Regions from separate parts of the Homo sapiens genome. Here all the other regions are linked to region 2. The links are chromatin loops, found by intact Hi-C in ENCODE. Cell type or tissue: psoas muscle. All regions are shown on one strand. Each heading gives the region's core, and the rest is flanking DNA. Links, peaks and the distances in the headings are about the cores only.

Region 1 (5,838 bases), core at 2,070-4,569, 230 kb after region 2:
CTCTTATTAATTTGCTTTCAGAGTTTATGGAGCTAAGGAATTTCCATAGAAATCATAAAGTAGAAATTATTTTAGTATGTCTCAGTGAAAACTTTTGCCATTGAATCACTCTGTATTCAAAGTTGTGCCCCATTCACATGGGAACTCTGTCTTTTTTTTTTTGAGATGGAGTTTCGCTCTTGTTGCCCAGGCTGGAGTGCAATGGCATGATCTCGGCTCACCACATCCTCCTCCTCCCGAGTTCAAGCTATTCTCCTGCCTCAGCCTCCTGAGTAGCTGGGATTACAGGCATGCACCACCACGCTGGGCTAATTTTGTATTTTTAGTAAAGACGAGGATTCTCCATGTTGGTCAAGCTGGTCTCCAACTCCCCACCTCAGGTGATCCACCCGCCTTGGCCTCCCAAAGTGCTGAGATTATAGGCGTGAGCCACCACGCCTGACCAGGGACTCTGTCTTAGCTAAGCAAGGAGTGGGTCACCTTTTTTTTTACAATGGTTTCTTGGTGCTTGAGTTGTATATTAATAAGAGGAGTTTTATCTGTGCCTGTCTAGTGTAGATATTATAATATCTCATTTTCTTTGACATGAAGAATGCCTAGTGGTTTTCCCCCCTAAAAGCAAGCATCTTGCTGCTTCTTGCAGTGCTTTGATTTTATTATTTTGTGTTTTATATTTGTTTTTAAATAGTACAGGTAAAAGCTATTCAGAAAAGGGATGGGGTAAAGATTGATTGTATCGGAACAAGTTACTTTTGGGCCATTCAGTCTTGCTTGCTCAGTCTTTATTTTTGTGTATTACAGGCCTTTCGGGAAGACTTGGAATGCCTTATTCAAGAACAGATGAAGAAAGGCCACAACCCAACTGGATTACTAGCATTACAGCAGATTGCAGATTACATCATGGCCAATTCTTTCTCGGGTTTTTCTTCACCTCCTCTCAGTATGTCAGTTTTGGAGAGTTTTAAACATTATAATTTTACTTCCACTTTGGACCACTATACATCTCTAGCAGCATATTCTGCTCGGGTTCAGTCCTTAAGTTTATAACATCTAATACTTAGAGTAACATAGTGTTAGACCCTCCTACCTTTTCATATCAACCAGGCATTTACTACACTTTGTACAGATTATAAGATGATATAAGACATGATTCTGGGCTGGGACTTGTGGCATGTGTCAGTAGTCCCAGCCACATGGGAGGCTGAGGTGGGAGAAATGCTTGAGCCCAGGAGTTCGAGACCAGCCTAGCAAACAAAGTGAAAACCTTGTCTCTATTTTTGTTTTTTTGTTGTTGTTTGTTTTTTCTTTTGAGACAGGAGTCTTGCTCTGTCGCCGAGGCTGGAGTACAGTGGCCCGATCTCGGCTCACTGCAACCTCCACCTCGCAGGTTCAAGCGATTCTCCTGCCTCAGCCTCCTGAGTAGCTGGTATTACAGGTGCGCGCCACCACGCCTGGCTAATTTTTTGTATTTTTAGTAGAGACGGGGTTTCACCATGTTGGTTAGGCTGGTCTTGAACTCCTGACCTCACGATCTACCCACCTTGGCCTCCCAAAGTGCTGGGATTACAGGCCTGAGCCACTGCACCAGGCCCACCCTGTCTCTATTTTCTAAAATAATAAATCTGATTTTAATGTGGCTGGATATAAATCATATCACAGTTGGATTTGGAAGTTTGGGTTTTATTCCTAACTTTGATGGGAAGCCATTTTAAGCAGAAAGATGATTTTAAAAGACCACTATATTTTCTGTGTGAAGAATGAACTGGGAGATTTCATAGTATTATTAACAAAAATAGAATAGTTGGGGATCTGGTTTGGCTTGGGAAATGGAGGAAGTTCAACTTTGGGCATGCTCCATTTGCATTGCCAAGACATTGCAGCAATTGGAAGTGCAGTCAGAGAGCTTAGGAGAAACACTTGGCAGATGGACATAGAGAAGTAGTACTCAAAGCTGTGGACATTGATTAAATAATCATACAGGAGTATGGGCTGACAAAAGATTCCAAAGAGAAAACCTCAAAAGCTCAAAGAGGAAGACTAGTCAGGGAAAACAGAAATAGTAAAAGAAGCTGCCCTGGAAGTGTCCTGGATTCCATGGCGGGAACAAGGAGCTACAGGAGACCTGGGCCTGCTGGCTGGAATGTACAAAGGCATGGCAGGAGGAAAGCCATGTGCCACTGTTTGGAGATCAGGAAATAGCAACCAGTTGCCTGAAATACTTACGCAGTGAAGTGAAAAGCGGAAGTTAAAGTTGGAAGGTTACGGGGAGAATAGAAGACAGGTTAATGGCTGACTCTAAAATTTTGTCAGAAATTATGCTATTTTTTGTGGCTTATGTATTAAAACTATTCAGATTACTTCAAAACATCTCAAAATTAAAAGGTTTTCCATTGAAATATTCTCTTTAAAAGTTCTTGCTCATATTCTCAGGTAAAAAGCAGTGCTTTAGAAAACTCAATGGCTTTATGCATAATGAATTTACAAAGAAAGGGGCTACAGTCGAGTACAAGAATGAGGCTTATTGCAGGGATCCATGCATGAGTTAAGGGCTGAACTCAAGAGTGGACAACGAGGGACCTTATGAAGAAAACAGTCATGAAATGTGGTGACAAATTATATATGGTTACCCAGGAGAGGTTAAGGAGGTAGAGGTTACTGAAACCCAGAGTTTGAGCCTATAGGAATGGTAATATCAATATTAGAAGCAAAGTAAGGAGAAGAGAGAAGGTAAGAAAAACCAGGAGAGAGAAGATAAAATCACCTTTAGACCCTTTTAATTTTCATGTTATTGCGTTGTAGGCACTTGGAAATAGCAGGCTAGGCTGGGCACAGTGGCTCATGTCTGTAATCCTAGCACTTTGGGAGGCCAAGGCAGGAGGATCACTGGAGGCCAGGAGTTCAAGACCAGCCTGGGCAACATAGTAAGACCCCATCTCCACTAAACAAATTAAAAAATTAGCCAGGTGTGGCAGCATGCCCTGTAGTCCTAGCTACTCAGGAGGCTGAGGTGGAAGGATTGCCTGAGCCTAGGAGTTCGAGGCTGCAGTGAGCCATGATCACACCACTGCATTGCAGCCTGGGTGACAGAGTGATACCCCTGCCTCTAAAAAAAAAAAAAAAAAAAAAGGGTGGGGCCAGTTGCAGTGGCTCAGGCCTATAATCCCAGCACTCTGGGAGGCCAAGGCAGGTGGATCATCTGAGGTCAGGAGTTCAAGACCACCCTGACCAACAAGGAAAAAACCTGTCTCTACTAAAATACAAAATTAGCTGGGCCTGGTGGCACATGCCTGTAATCCCAGCTTCTCAGGAGGCTGAGGCGGGAGAATCGCTTTGAACCTGGGAGGTGGATGTTGCAGTGAGCCGAGATCGTACCATTGCACTCAAACCTGGGCAACAAGAGTGAAACTCCGTCTCAAAAAAAAACAAAACAAGCAGGCTGGAAAATGGGGAGGAGGACCTGATCAGAACTAAAGACCAGGGAGTGAGTCGTCTACACAAAAATAACAATAGGGAGGCTCAAGAGTCTATAATGTTTTTGTAGGGAAAAGTAAAATGAGAAAGAACATAGTGGAGGACTGAGCTTTGGGGAAGAGCCAAAGCTGGGCAAAGGGAACAGATGAACTTGTTAAAGGAGAAAAGCATGTAGACAAGGAATAAGAGATCTAGGATAGTATCACATGGGCCTCGAGAAGAGTTCTAGGAATGAGGCAGTGTAAATAGTGTAAAGCTGTAAAGAGGTCAAGGAGAATGAAGACTGAGCAAAAGTTGAACTTGGTAACAGCTGAACTTGGCAATTAGATCATTAGAGACCTTCAAGACCTTCAATAGGACAGAAATCATACTACTATTTGCATGCATTATTTTCCATCTCAAATGTTTTTTGTGTTTGAATAAAAGTCAAGAGAGATAATAGAAAAGTAGCTTTCTGTTGAGGTCTTTTCATCATAAAACTAGCAGTAACCTCAGTATTTAACACTTTTACCCTCGGAGATATGTGTAACCATTTTTCCCCAGTGGTGTGAGCCTTTGATATAGTCACTCCTTAGCAAGCACTACATGAAGCAACTTTTACTAAGCAATCAAAGATAGCTGATACTTATTTTTACTCTCAGTTTACCTCTCTGAAGGAGAATAAGCTAATAAAATATTATATGGGCTGATAAATTTCAGATTATTATATACAAGGCTGGGATACTCCCAGACGCAGGCTACTTCCTGGCAACTAATTTCCAGGTAAGGGATTGCATGACTCGTATCTCTCTCCACATTTTTTGCTCTTTTAGGTCTTGGCATGGTCACACCTATCAATGACCTTCCTGGTGCAGATACATCCTCATATGTGAAGGGAGAAAAACTTACTCGCTGTAAACTTGCCAGCCTGTACAGACTTGTAGACTTGTTTGGATGGGCACACCTGGCAAATACCTATATCTCAGTGAGTTCTTCAGCTTTCAATTCCTTTTTTAAAAAATTCCAGCTAGAAGGCAACTATACTCTTCTTACCTTTACCTGGAAGTCCAGTTTTCAGACTTATTCTCTAAACCTAGTATGCTAGATCACAACCAAATACTGATTTAAACCTTATACCCAAGGGAGAGGCTCCAATTCCCCCACCTTTCTTCTCCCCTTACTATCTATGTTGTTCCAAGTTCCTTTGGTTCAGACCAACTGTAGAATCTATCCAGGAAGAAATCCTTCTGGCAAAATTGTCCCTCTCCATGATAATTATGTCTGAGCATCAGTGGCTTTAAAAAGCATTTGAGGCAAGGAAGATAGAGGAGGTCAGGGAAGTTTCCTCCCTGGTCTTTATTTTTAAAATATATTCTTTCCATTCACCATCATATTTTTATTTTGCCACACTTGGAAAAAGATGCTATTTGGAAACAAAAGAGGATTAAAATATTGTACAATGGAAATGGTACAGATGCAGTCCATCAAGAATCTTTCTTCCTTTCCACCTTCCATCTTTATTTTAATTCCTTCCTAGGAAGAGATTTTGTTCTCTTTCCTTTGCCCATTTTGCCTTAACTTCCAAGTTATAAATTAAGGTTATAATTATTACCACATTGGCTTGAATAATATTAGCATTTATTTTTCATGAACATAGCTGACCCTAAATAACCTTAGAGCCCCAAAATAACACTTTTAGGTAAGTCCAGTAAATAAGAAACTAAAGTCAGAATTTTTTAGCAAGTACTTGAGGGAAACTTTAGGAAAGTTTCATGTTGTAGACCTTTAATTTTTGCTTTGTTGGTTTTTTTTTTCCTGATCTCTTACAATTATTCATTGTAAATATATTTGTAGTCATGTTTCCACTGCAAAATATGAACCACTTCATAGTAATTCCCTGTTGTTTTTTTTTCCAGGTAAGAATAAGTAAGGAGCAAGACCACATTATAATAATTCCCAGAGGCCTATCTTTTTCTGAAGCTACAGCCTCCAATTTGGTATAATTTTCCATTCCTGTGTTGCTTTTTCTGAGCTTTCTTTGGCTTTTCTGACAGTTCTTAGCTTTTAGCACAGGACAGAATAAGAAGGTATGGATGGAAAAACATTTACTAGTGAACAGTGAAGGGAATTTGAACTATGTTGTTTTAGGGAAAAGCTTTAGAGAATAGCGTAATTGAAGAGACTAATAAATGAGTTGGTCTTATCAGTTAACTTGTCTATGTTTTGAAGGGAATCGTGATTTTTTTTTTTTTACCACCCTATACACTCAGAAATTTGTGTAAAAAAATTGTGTAAAAAAAACACACACGGCCAGGTGCAGTGGCTCACGCCTGTAATCCAAGCACTTTGGGAGGCTGAGGCAAGTGGATCACGAGGTCAGGAGTTCAA
Region 2 (5,838 bases), core at 1,171-3,670:
CCCAATCCTCTCTGAGCCTCAAGTGTCCTTAGCTATAAAATGTGGTGCGGCAGAAGGAGGGGGTAGAGAAGCATTTCCCAAGCTTCAAGCATTCTTATACCACCTGCACAGCTTTTACCCTAGCTTCTTAACTGCTGTACCCTTATTCACTTAGTACTTTACTTTAGACCATCTTTAAATCAGCTTTATTAAATTCAACTTTATTTTAAATAATTATATCATGAACTCATGCTAGTTATGTTTTTTCTATTATATGCTAAATGCTGTTAAAACAGATATATTTAAGCAAACCTAAATAATAATGTGTACCACCTAAAATAATCTCTCATGCCACACTCTGGAAAACACAAGACTCAACAAGCAATAAGGGCCCTCAGGCTCTTGCTATGGCTCCAGCTTTAAGGCCTCATCCATGGAGACCACAGTTCTGATCCAACAGGCAGCCTCAGAAATCTGCCTGTGCTCCAAAGACAATACCAGAACTGGGAAGGGGGTGGCAGAGTTTAGATGGGCCAAAGTGGGGTCACCAACCTTGGGGATGGTCTCGCTCACAGCATAGCTGGCCTTGTCACTGACCCACACCTTCTCCCTTGGGGAGAGGTCAGCACACAGGGCCTTGAGCTCGCTCAGGATGGACTTGTAGGGATGCACCTGGATCCTGTATTCGGCTTCCAGACCCAAGTCAAGAAGCAGGTGCTCCTTCACACTGGGGGCGTCTATGCGGTCACCATCAATGAAGAGCCTGCAGATGGAGGAGAGGTGGGTGGCAGAAAAAGGAGGGAACATGAGTGAGAGGTGGCAACACAGACACACATACACATCAGGCTCTGTTTCCTGGCAACCAAAACCAAGCCCCTTTTCTCTCCTCCCCACTCCTTTCCCAAATCCTGCCCTCCAAGGTGCATTCCCTGCCCCCATCCACCCAATCTGCCAAGCCAGAAATCTGGGCAGTGTCCTCCTTCACTGATGACCCTCTTCCCGTCCTTCATTAAGACCTTGGGACCCACAGCCTAAATCTCCATCTAATCTGTCCAGCTCATCTACAGCCTCGCCCAGTCACCACTCAGGTTCAGGTCCCACCATCTCTCACTTGGGTTAGTGCCACAGCCTCTAAGTCTTTCCCCATCTACCGATGTTTCAGTCATAATATTCTTTACAACTTGTACATCTAACATGTGGTTCCCTCTGAAAAATTCGTTCAATAGCTTCCCACTATTCTTGTTCAGAAAAAGAACCCAAGCTCCTGAATGTGGCCCACAAGGCCTCTCTTTTCTGTGGCCCCTGCTCACATTCTGGCCTCACTATGTTCTGACCTCACTGAACCACTTCAGGTCCTCCACATGCACTGTGCTCTCTACTGTCCAGAGTCTCTGAAAATGCTGTTCCCTCTGCTTGGATCATGGTTCCCCGCCCCTCCTCACCCTGCCATTCACCTAACTCACCCACATTTATCCTTACTCTCTGCTTCAAAATATTACTTTCCCCAAGAGTCTGCTCTGATCTCCAAGTCTAGGTCAGGCCCCTCTCGTAACACCTGTATCTGTCCCACAAGCAGACTGGTGCCCACTTATGTGCCCAAATACTTTAGAAAGAGGACATGCTCATCTCCCCAACTCCAGCCAAGGACCCCGTCCTGTTTCAGTCACCCTAGCACCTAACAGAGACCCTTAGCACATCACCAGCACTTAATAAATGTGTTGTCTTAATGCAAAAAGCTATTGAAATAGAACAGTAATGAAAAGAAGGCCACACGAAATGCTTTGAAAAAATAAACTGACAATTCAACAAAGCGTAGTTGGAGGGGTTTTCCCATATTATTTTTGACCTTCAAAATGACTGGGTTTATTTGCATTGTGGACCCAGAATTGTATAATTGAGCATATATACCCCTTAACACTGGCTGCTAGAAAACTTGACATCAAATGGGTGGCCCGAACTATAGACACTTTCATGCGTTTCAAACCATTTTGGGGGCTCAAAGAGAGGCAGGATATAAATAAACACCTACTGCTAAGGAAAACAAGAAGGGAAAATGTTAAAAGGGCAAGAAAAAAGAAGCACATCAGTGAAATATCAGGCAGTGATGGGTGGGCCAGGACCAGAAAGGGCACACTAGGGCTCTGAGGAGCTCTGGAAGGGAGTTCCAGATGCAGGGCAAACACTCACATGATCGTCTCTAGTCCTATGATTGCGTAGGAGAAAAATACTGGATTGTGCTCCACATCTGATCCTCGGAGATTAAATAGCCCTAGAAAAGAAATCAAAATCCCTGTCACCTGTCTGACTTAAGATGTTAAGGGGTCGCTTGTAGCGGGAGGGAAGAGCTTCAGCTTGGAGTCCAGCTGCTGCGCAAGGATTCAGTGGAATCGCACAGAAAGGCTGGAAGCCTGACTCCCGTCTGGTTCCACCTCTGAGCTGCAATTGCTCATGTCCACCACGTGATGGCACCAGAGCTGTTTCTCAGGCTTCCACATCACTGCCCGGAGAAGGGAATAAAAGCTATTAGTTGAAATCCTGAGAACTGCCCCCACAAGGAGTTGAAATGATCCGCCTAGTGGTGACCTGCCAGGCCTGGCCTTGAAGCCGACAAACCTCTGGCGCTCCCAAATAAAAAGGAAGGAGACGAGCACTCTCTCCCTTCTGAGGCAGATGACCTAGGGTAGAAAAACTGAGACCCTCCCACAAGGGAAGCCAGGCAAGCCTCCTCTGTAAGGGTCAGTGAGCCCCATGGAGACGGAGCTTCCTGTCAGAGGTGGAAAGAAAAGCAGTGAGTCAGCAAGGCTGCAGCTCACCAATGAAATCAGAGCCTGCAGCCCACCCATGGGTCTGCTCTGGCACCACGACTGGGTGGGGGACCTGCGGACAGCCAGTAACAGTGATGTTGCTGAACGTCTGAGAACTAGACAGACCAGGAGAGAGCACAGTTCTGGTCCCAGGACTTCCAGCTTCCGTCACTTGTTCTCATGAGGATCAGAGCAAAAAAACGCCTGGGCATTAAAAGTATAACCTCTATTTTAAAATAATGGCTTCTTAAAGTGATGAGGCACCATTTTTTACCTATCATACTAGCACTTCTTTAAAAATGACAGTACCTGGTGTTCAGGTGTGGCAAGACAGACAAATTCAAATACAAAGGTGCAAACTTTCTGGCAGACAAAGGGCAAGATGAGTCAAAAGCCCTAAAAGCCAACCAGAAATAGGAAGAAAATTATCAAACACTAAGACATGGATTCATGAACCAAGATTTTGATGGTAGCATCATAATAAATTACAGGATTACTGCAAATAACCCAAAGGTCATCCTTAGGGAAACAGTTAAATAAATTATGGTATAACCACATGATGGAGTATTTAATACTCACTTAAAATTATGCTTGTATATGCTTATAGTGTACTGATACAGTGAAAAAATCAGGCTATAAAATGATATATGCATAGAATATTGACACTGATTATCTCTAAGTAACAGAATTTATACGTGATTTTTTTTTTCTTCTTTTTACTTCCTCTGCATTTTCCAAGTTTTCTATCATGGGATTGTGTTTTTGTTACAATCAGGGAGAGAGAAAAGTTTTACAGGTGTTTTTCTCTGACGTTGAGATCATTAAGTTAATTAGGGATGTAAGTCACTGACACACTTGACAATGTTTTGTGGATGGAAGATGCAGGGACTGAAGAGAGAGGACACTGCAGTAGGGTCTCATTCTCTAGTGAGAAGGCAAAAAGATAAAGCAGTGCCTCTTCTCAGTTGCCCTGGGTCAAATCCACTCAGAAACCAGAAGACAGGACAGGAAGGTTCAACCAGATTCCGTCAGGTTTTAGATGAAAGAAGGTGCTGAACAACTGCATGAAGGTGGGTTAAGGTCCAAAGACTGAGAAACTACTATTACATCAAAGGGCTTGGGGAGGAACTTTTAGTTCCTAGTTTTCTGAGGTAGAAATGCTCCCAGAACATTCTCACTATAAAGACCTTAGGAAACCACAGGACAAGTGTAAAGAAAGAAGGCCTCTCCTATGAGCCCACTTCTACACCTACAGAGGCTGACAGACATAAAATATTTGTAGGAAATGCCCTTCCTCAGAGGTGCCATGGTCCTGAGGGACTGGCCAGAGGTGGGCATCACCCAGCTGTAATACTGCTCTGGACAAGCCTCACTCCCCTCCCCAGCTCCCTGTAATTCTTTCTCCTTCATCCTAGTTGGCATCTCCTATACCCATTTGGTGACGTAGTCTTCTTCTTATTCCCTGGCCACTCAGAAAGTTGAATGGCATGAACACACAGATACCCAGAGACCCAAAGGAGAGATCGGGTAACATGCCCAAACAGCGAAACCAGAGCACTCACACGCAATCTCATCCAAGGCAGTGACCACAAACCACATGACGTTCCTCTCAGCCATTTTCAACCGAAGGTCTGCAACCTTGTCCTTCCAGGAGATGCCTGCAAGAAACAAATGTGCTTTAACTCCAGCCCTGGTCCCAGAAAGCAGTAGGAACCCAGTGAAAGAACCTACCCTAAACATCTTTAATCAGCACCATTTCTTACAGGAGCACGCTACTTAAACAGGCAGGAGGCCTGGATTCAAGCCCTATACAAGAAGTGTCCAAGCCACTTGACTGTCGTGAGCCTTGATTGCCTCACCAGTAAAATTCATTCATTTACGCATCCCACAAATGCCTGTGTAACATCTAGATCTGCCAGGCATAGATACGTGCCAGGCACTCTGCTGGTCACTGTGGTTACAGATCTGAGCCAGACCCAGTCCCTGTCTTCATGGGGCTTACAATATAGAAGGGAAGACAGATAATTAAACCAGCAATTAACACACTACTGTAAATACTGATGCAACAGGGGACACACAGGGACCTATATCAACACACTACCCAGCAAAGGGAACTCACCCAGTCTCAGGGGTCAGGGGAACAGCACCCACCACTTGATGTTCCTGGGGGCTGCAAGACTTGCCTTTCAGTGCTAAGACCTAGGAATTCCCTGTAGTCTGACTCACTGTGATTACCACTTCCAAATCACACTTGCCCTTTCAGACACTGCCAAGGCCTCTCTGTTGCTCTGCAAGATGAAATCGTGGTGCTAGAGGAGCTCACCCCATTGCCACCACAACCACCCTACCAGGGCAGCATTCATAACTCAGGGAACAGCCACCTGTGAGCAGGGTGGGCATCTGTCTTATTCACTCAGCACCTCGCACAGCATCCTGCAGATAGTAGGCACCCAAATGTGTACTGAACAGCAACATTTGCTCTCCCCTCTCCTATAAGCAACAAGTCAGAGCTTCTGCTCTAGTGAAAAAAACTTCAAACCACGCTGATGGAAAATATTTAGCTGACCCTGGGCCACTCACTGGACCCATCCTCCCCATTCCGCAATACCCCTCTGGTGAGGATGTCACACAAGAAAGCAGGCTGGGGCTGCCCCCACACCCAGGGCTGCACTGAAGATCAGTTCGGGAATGCTGTTTAAAACTTGGCCCAGAATCTAGGCTGTCACGCTTTCTTCCCAGGACCCCTCTGGGCAATCTGCCTACATTCCACAGCCATCCCCCATCTACCTCTGTTTCTACAGCAAGACGCCCTCCCCTGCAGCCCCACCTCCAGGCCTCTCTCTCTGCCCCCTCACTGCTTCATAAATCCACACAATGGTTCAGAGAACATGCTGCTTACCCATCACTATCGCACAGGCCAAGGAAACACACCCACACCCCAAAGCCTCTAAAGCAGAAGGTACAAGATGGAGGACAAAGGCCTAGGAAGGTAAATCTACAAATGCTGACATAAGAAGGGAAATGGAACCTAGAAACCTCTATGCTCTATTTCCAA
Region 3 (5,838 bases), core at 2,070-4,569, 250 kb after region 2:
TTTGCCAAAAAAGTTGTTTTAATAAACTATAATTTTTGAAAACTTCCTTTTTTATTAGTTTAGAAAGCCCCTTATTTTTCAACAAAGGGGATTTTGTACACATAACATGGGTTATTTAGTTTAACTCTGGCAAAAAAAAAAAAAAAAATTTTGTATGTTGATGTTTGTATACCGTTCAGTATAAAAGTGTCCTAAGCATATTAGCCAATCTTTTCACAGTAGAGCATACTTAAGGCTGCTTGGTACTGAGTATACTTAAATATAACTCCAGAATCCAGGGACTTGGTGTTAAAACAGGATTAGAGCATGTAAAGGTACATCTAGATTCATATTTGAATCTTAAACTGTATTTTTCTCTTAGTATTGCTAATGAGTAAAGAAAAGTCTCATAAGGTAGCCAAATGAAAAAGAATGAAAGGGAAAGTGAAAAATTAAGGGGACAAAAGATGGGATGTGAAAAGAAGAATTCTAGTTTGATGGTGACTCATATTCACGATAGGATACAAAGTGTGATTTGTTGGAAACATGTCCCAAATTTCTAAAATTCTGCTTCTCTGCCAAAAGCAATGTCTTTCTTGGTTGATATTTGAGTTTTAAAAGGGTCAAATCTTTCTAATTTTTTGTATCTTTAGAGGGCAGCACTAGAAGAAATCAGCAGGTCTAATCCCACCAGTAAGAAAACTACCACTTCTTGATTTTTACAGATTTAAAAAAATCTTTTCAGTGACCTTTCTTTTTAATGTAAATACAAATTTAAACCTAGGCTTAATATAGGCGTTTCCCCTTTCACCCAAGTGATGTCACAGTTCGATGCAAAATCAATGATCCAGAATGATCGTGGGTAAAAATAACTCAAAGTGTTTCTTAAGGGTGAGTTGGCATGCAAAAAATTACATTGATTACAGTGTGTTTTGGAGCTGGCTCTGTTTGTGTGCATATGATAATGCAGAGTTGAGCCAGAGCCTGGAAATGTCATTCTAGATCTCACTAACTACTGGAATCAGTGTTTTAATCTCTTGGTGGAAACTTTCAGTTGCTTAACTCTCTATTGGAAGATTTTTTTAATGTTCTACATCATTTATGTTGTATTACAATGTATGTAGAAATAGTAACCTGTGAACTATGCTTTTCCATAACTTTTTAAAAATATATATATCTAAATGAATGCAATGTGCATAAATATTTTTTAAACATAACAGTGAACTATTGCACCTTTTGCTAATGCCTCTATTTACTTGCTTTGGCATAAAGAATGAGCCAATGAACCTCTGTGTCCTGTGGAAAAATGTATAAATGTTATCTGATATTGCTCTTAGATGTAATGCTAATTAATGTTAAATCACAAATAAACAGTATTTTAAATATACGGACTTGTATCATGAGGTTTCCATTCACAGGTGGTTACTTAGCCTATTCATGGTCTGTTGAGTTTTATACTTCAGTGAAACTTGGTAAGTTATTGATGCTTCTGAATAAAGAATGTCCTGATAAATATATTTTCAAATTAGTTGAAAATTATATATATATACAAAACCTGTCTTTTTTCAGCTTATGTTAGAGGAGATATTCCCTGAGAGACCTGTTTTGTCTCTTGATAATGGGTATGGCAGCCTCTATCAATGTAGAATAGATGTTGCAGGATATGTACCTCTCTGATTTTTAATGTATTTGTTGTACAAATAACAATGTAATAGAAAAACAGCAGAAAGAGTAGAAAGTAGTTCACAATTTTATCACATTCACTTTTTTTTTTTTTTTTTTGAAACGGAGTCTCACTCTTGCCCAGTCTGGAGTGCAGTGGCACAAACTTGGTTCACTGCAACCTCCGCCTCCCACGTTCAAGTGATTCTCATGCGTCAGCCTGTTGAGTAACTGGGATTACAGGCATGCGGCACCATGCCCAACTAATTTTTGTATTTTTAGTAGAGACAGAGTTTTGCCATGTTGGTCAGGCTGGTCCTGAACTCCTGACTTCAAACAGTCCACCCACCTCGGCCTCCCAAAGTGCTGGGATTACAGGTGTAAGCCACTGTGCCCAGCCTTTTTTCCTTTTTGACATGGTCGCCCAGGCTGGAGTGCAGTGGTGTGATCATAGCTCAATGCAGCCTCAAACTCCTGGGCTCAAGTGATCTTCCTTCCTTAGCCTCCCAAGTAGCTTGGACTACAGGCATGCACCACCACACCCAGCTATTTTGTTTCTTTGTTTTTTGTTGAGACAGGATCTCACCGTGTTATCCTGGATTCAAGTGATGCTCTTGCCTCAGCCTTTCAAATCATAAGGATTATAGACGTGAGCCACCATGTCTGGTCCATATTCACATTTAAAAAAATTATATTCCCTTCCAGCTATTATCTAGTTATATATATTTATATATATATCATTTATATGTAGGTGTTTTTTATATATTATGGTGTGAATGTAATTTTTCAGGGTTTTTTTTCCTACTTAGATAACACATCTAGATTTTCAAACTAAATCTGTCATATGAATAACTTCTTGTGATTATTTTTCTACTTTGCCCTAAAAATACAGTACAAGAGGAGGATAACATGTTAATTGAGGGCTCTGGTTAATTGAAGTTTTTACTATAATTACCCATTATAAAAATGAAGGGTTTGGTCAGAGAAAAATAGTCATAGTCTTGGGCATATTTAATTATTACCTTGGCTTGTAAATCACCCTGTGGTAAAAAATTGCTATTTTAGAAAGATGCTCATTTCAAAATTCCCTTTCATAAAGCAACAAAGGCGATTATCTTCAGTTCTCACTTGAGAGTCAATATAGTAGAAAAGTTCGCATGTGCCTTTTCTTCATTGATTAGTATTTTCATTCAGGGAATAAAAACCAAACTGATAAAATTTGTGACAGCACTGGCTTCTCTTAACATCAGGCCCCTTTTTCCCCCCCACATAGGCAGAAAATACAGACTGGTTATTTCTTTTCAAACTCAAGGTTGATACATACACATATCCAAGTTGCAATCTTGGCCAAACTGGGATTTTGATAAAAACAGTCTTGTTTGTGGCCACTAGAGGGAGTAATAGATCTAACAATCCAATGTTTCCATTCCTTGCACTGAACTTCCCTATTTAGTCTGTAGGCACCATGTTTGTTGTGAAATACCCAGAACTTGAAAGAGAAGGCATTTCCTTTGTTGTTTATTCTCCTCAGTAGATCGTTCTCGACTTTGTTTCCTTAGCAGGTCTCATTACAGATATCACCCACAGTGGAGAACACATAGAAAGTTGTGGTGTGCTCTCAGAGGCTGTGATAGGATATGACACCTCAGAGTTTTCATACCTGTGAGTGACAAGACAATGCCTTCTTCAATAATTGACTTTTTTTTTTCTTTTTTACTAAGGAGCTAACCGATAATATTTTTTGTTGATGCCTTCTGTGTACCAAACGTTAGGCTAAATGCTTTTCATATATGACTTCATTTGGCCTTCCCAGTATCCCAACAAAGTAGATGATATTATTCCCATTTTGTAGATAATGAAACTAAGGCTTGTAGAAGATGAAAAGTAGGTGGTAGGATTCCACCCATAGAGATTCAGACTTCTATAATTACTCATGCCATCTGTGTGCCAGACCCTGTGTGGCTGCAGTACATTTCCATGGTTTTTAGGAAGAGGCAGTTATCTTAGTTTGGACTGTAAGTCAAGCCACGGTGAACTTGTATTTTGATATAAGTAGATTTGGGATCAAACATTGACTTTTGATTTGGAAGACTTTTTTCCCTAACAAATCACCTCAAGAATGAAGAAATTGGTGGATACCTGAGAAGCAGGAATGACCTGTGGTGATAGCAACCTTTAGGATAAAGAACCAGCTCCTAAATCTTACACCATGACACCTGGAAGACAAGTTATCATACTTTTGCTTAAGATGCAGCAGAGACTTGAGAAGAAGCCCTTTTTCTTTTTCTTTTCTTCTTGATTTCCATTATTGGAAACAGAAGAAACATTCTAAGGAAAATGTTTTTAAAACCAGAAAAGGTAGCTTAATCTAGTTACAGAAGTCATTTTAAAGATCAGAAATACACTGTATCTACAATTTTATTTAAATGAGTGTAATTGAAGATGGTCTGTCTTGGAGAAAAACAATGTAGAAGCCTTTTGGGGAAACTTGATAGAAAAAAACCCTGAATTTGCATACTCTTACTTTCAAAGGGGTTTCATTTCTAAGAGCTGACCATTAGGGGGCAATAGTGGATCTAAATTTAGTTTTAGTTCATTGAGGGAACTCCTTCGAAGTATTTTTGGGCTTGATTTAGAACTCTATTTTGATTATGCATTGCTAGGTGCAGTCTAAGGTTGAGGAAAGTTTATAGATACCAGATTATTTTATTTGTTCCTTATAGCCTGGTTATCTTGTTCTGACTTTGTAAGAATTATCCTTCTGAGAGCTGGTGCTTACCTAATGTCATACACTTCATGGGGGCGCTAAGCCCGGATTCAAGAAAAGGTCTTCAAGTCTTCATTTCATGCTTGTCATACCACAGTTTTCCTTGGAAACCCATCAGGGCATAACCTACGAATGGATAAAATAGATAATAGATACATTTTCTAAAGTTTACTGCAAATTGTGATGTTTAGAACTTTATTACGGGAACAGTTTAGAGAAACACATTGCAAGACCAAGCCTAATTATTATTTATCCATAGTTGTTTCCTAAAGTTTCAAGTTTTTAGATGCTCCATGAGTCTTTACAGTATTGTCTCAAGTTGCTGATTTCTTTACTGTTGGAACCTCTAATATTTTAAATGCCATTTACACTTCAAGTGACAAACGGGCACATTTTGATATTCTGTACCAAAAAAAAAAAAAAAAAAAGCTTTTTTTATCTAGCAGAAAAATAGATGGATATATATCCAGTCCACAATTCCTTTTTATTTAACAAAAAGTTTAGTATGAAAATATACATGATCCAATTTTTACGTCATAGTAAAATAGGCCCTTCGGGGAGAGGTCATGGATTTCTCTGCAAAACAGCCTTGATTTATACTCATCCCAAGGCTTCTAACATGATACAATTTCCTCATATCACCATGAGGAATATCATTCTGTTACCCACTAGTTGCAATCTCCACACATCCATCAATCAAAAGATTCATAAAGGGATCAAATCCCTGCAATATTCCTTAGACATGTCTGTCACCAGTTAAATCCAGCAATAATTCTTGTCTATTCATTTTTCCAACTCAGGAAAGAGATCCTTGCTCATGGTGTTGACTCCATGGACTCAGAGCTGCCATGACACAATTTTCACCCTCCTTCACGCTCCCGAAGTAGGCCTGGCCCACAATTATTTTTAAGGCCTATATAATTTCTGGTTGGGTAAGTCTTTATACTGAAGCTGTGGTGAAGGGGGTTTTTGTTGTTCTTGTTGTTTTGAGATGGAGTCTCACTCTGTGCCCAAGCTGGAATGCAGTGGTGCGATCTTGGCTCACTACAACCTCCGCCTCCTGGGTTCAAGCGATTCTCCTGCCTCAGCCTCCCAAGTAGCTGGGATTACAGGTGCCCACCACCACACCTGGCTAATTTTTGTATTTTTAGTAGAAATAGAGTTTCACCATGTTGTCCAGGCTGGTCTTGAACTCCTGACCTCAGGTGATCCACCCGCTTCAGTCTCCCAAAGTGCTGGGATTACAGGCGTGAGCCACCATGCCCGTCCCGTGAAAGTTACTAAGTTGCCTTTTTGTTTCTAGATTTTATTTTTACACAAACGGTTTTGTCATTCTCCAGAGTCGGTCCTGACCTTGCTTCTGATGGTAAGAAAACCTCTCCAGTGCTATATGACTGCTGTCACGAGGCAAAATACTCGTTCCTTGCTGA

What was found. Peaks named below come from ENCODE experiments on the same cell type or tissue, not always from the same donor. Only the 100,000 strongest peaks of a DNase experiment are listed, where the experiment ranks them.
Region 1: a loop joins it to region 2, with 2.6 times the contacts of the local background. A loop is called at or near these places in 40 of 110 quality-filtered maps.
Region 3: a loop joins it to region 2, with 4 times the contacts of the local background. A loop is called at or near these places in 74 of 110 quality-filtered maps.

Annotation. Positions count from the first base shown.
Region 1 is chr10:110,111,976-110,117,813 of GRCh38, forward strand. It overlaps ADD3 (adducin 3), which reads left to right. Exons shown (of 15, transcript NM_016824.5): 3 at 802-940; 4 at 4,284-4,435; 5 at 5,367-5,447. Among named protein-coding and RNA genes, the nearest start is that of MXI1, 93 kb to the right of the region's middle. In psoas muscle, for the core only: no CTCF peak of the experiment used is centred there; no DNase peak of the experiment used is centred there.
Region 2 is chr10:109,881,901-109,887,738 of GRCh38, forward strand. XPNPEP1 (X-prolyl aminopeptidase 1) reads right to left here. Exons shown (of 21, transcript NM_020383.4): 8 at 4,346-4,441; 9 at 2,167-2,248; 10 at 532-742. Among named protein-coding and RNA genes, the nearest start is that of XPNPEP1, 39 kb to the right of the region's middle. In psoas muscle, for the core only: a CTCF peak has its summit at 2,435 (motif pointing right); DNase peaks (open chromatin) are centred at 2,521 and 2,802; H3K27ac peaks cover 520 bases.
Region 3 is chr10:110,134,200-110,140,037 of GRCh38, forward strand. It overlaps ADD3 (adducin 3), which reads left to right. Exons shown (of 15, transcript NM_016824.5): 15 at 1-1,366. It also overlaps the pseudogene SNRPGP12. Among named protein-coding and RNA genes, the nearest start is that of MXI1, 70 kb to the right of the region's middle. In psoas muscle, for the core only: CTCF peaks have their summits at 3,045 (motif pointing right) and 4,194 (motif pointing right); no DNase peak of the experiment used is centred there; H3K27ac peaks cover 382 bases.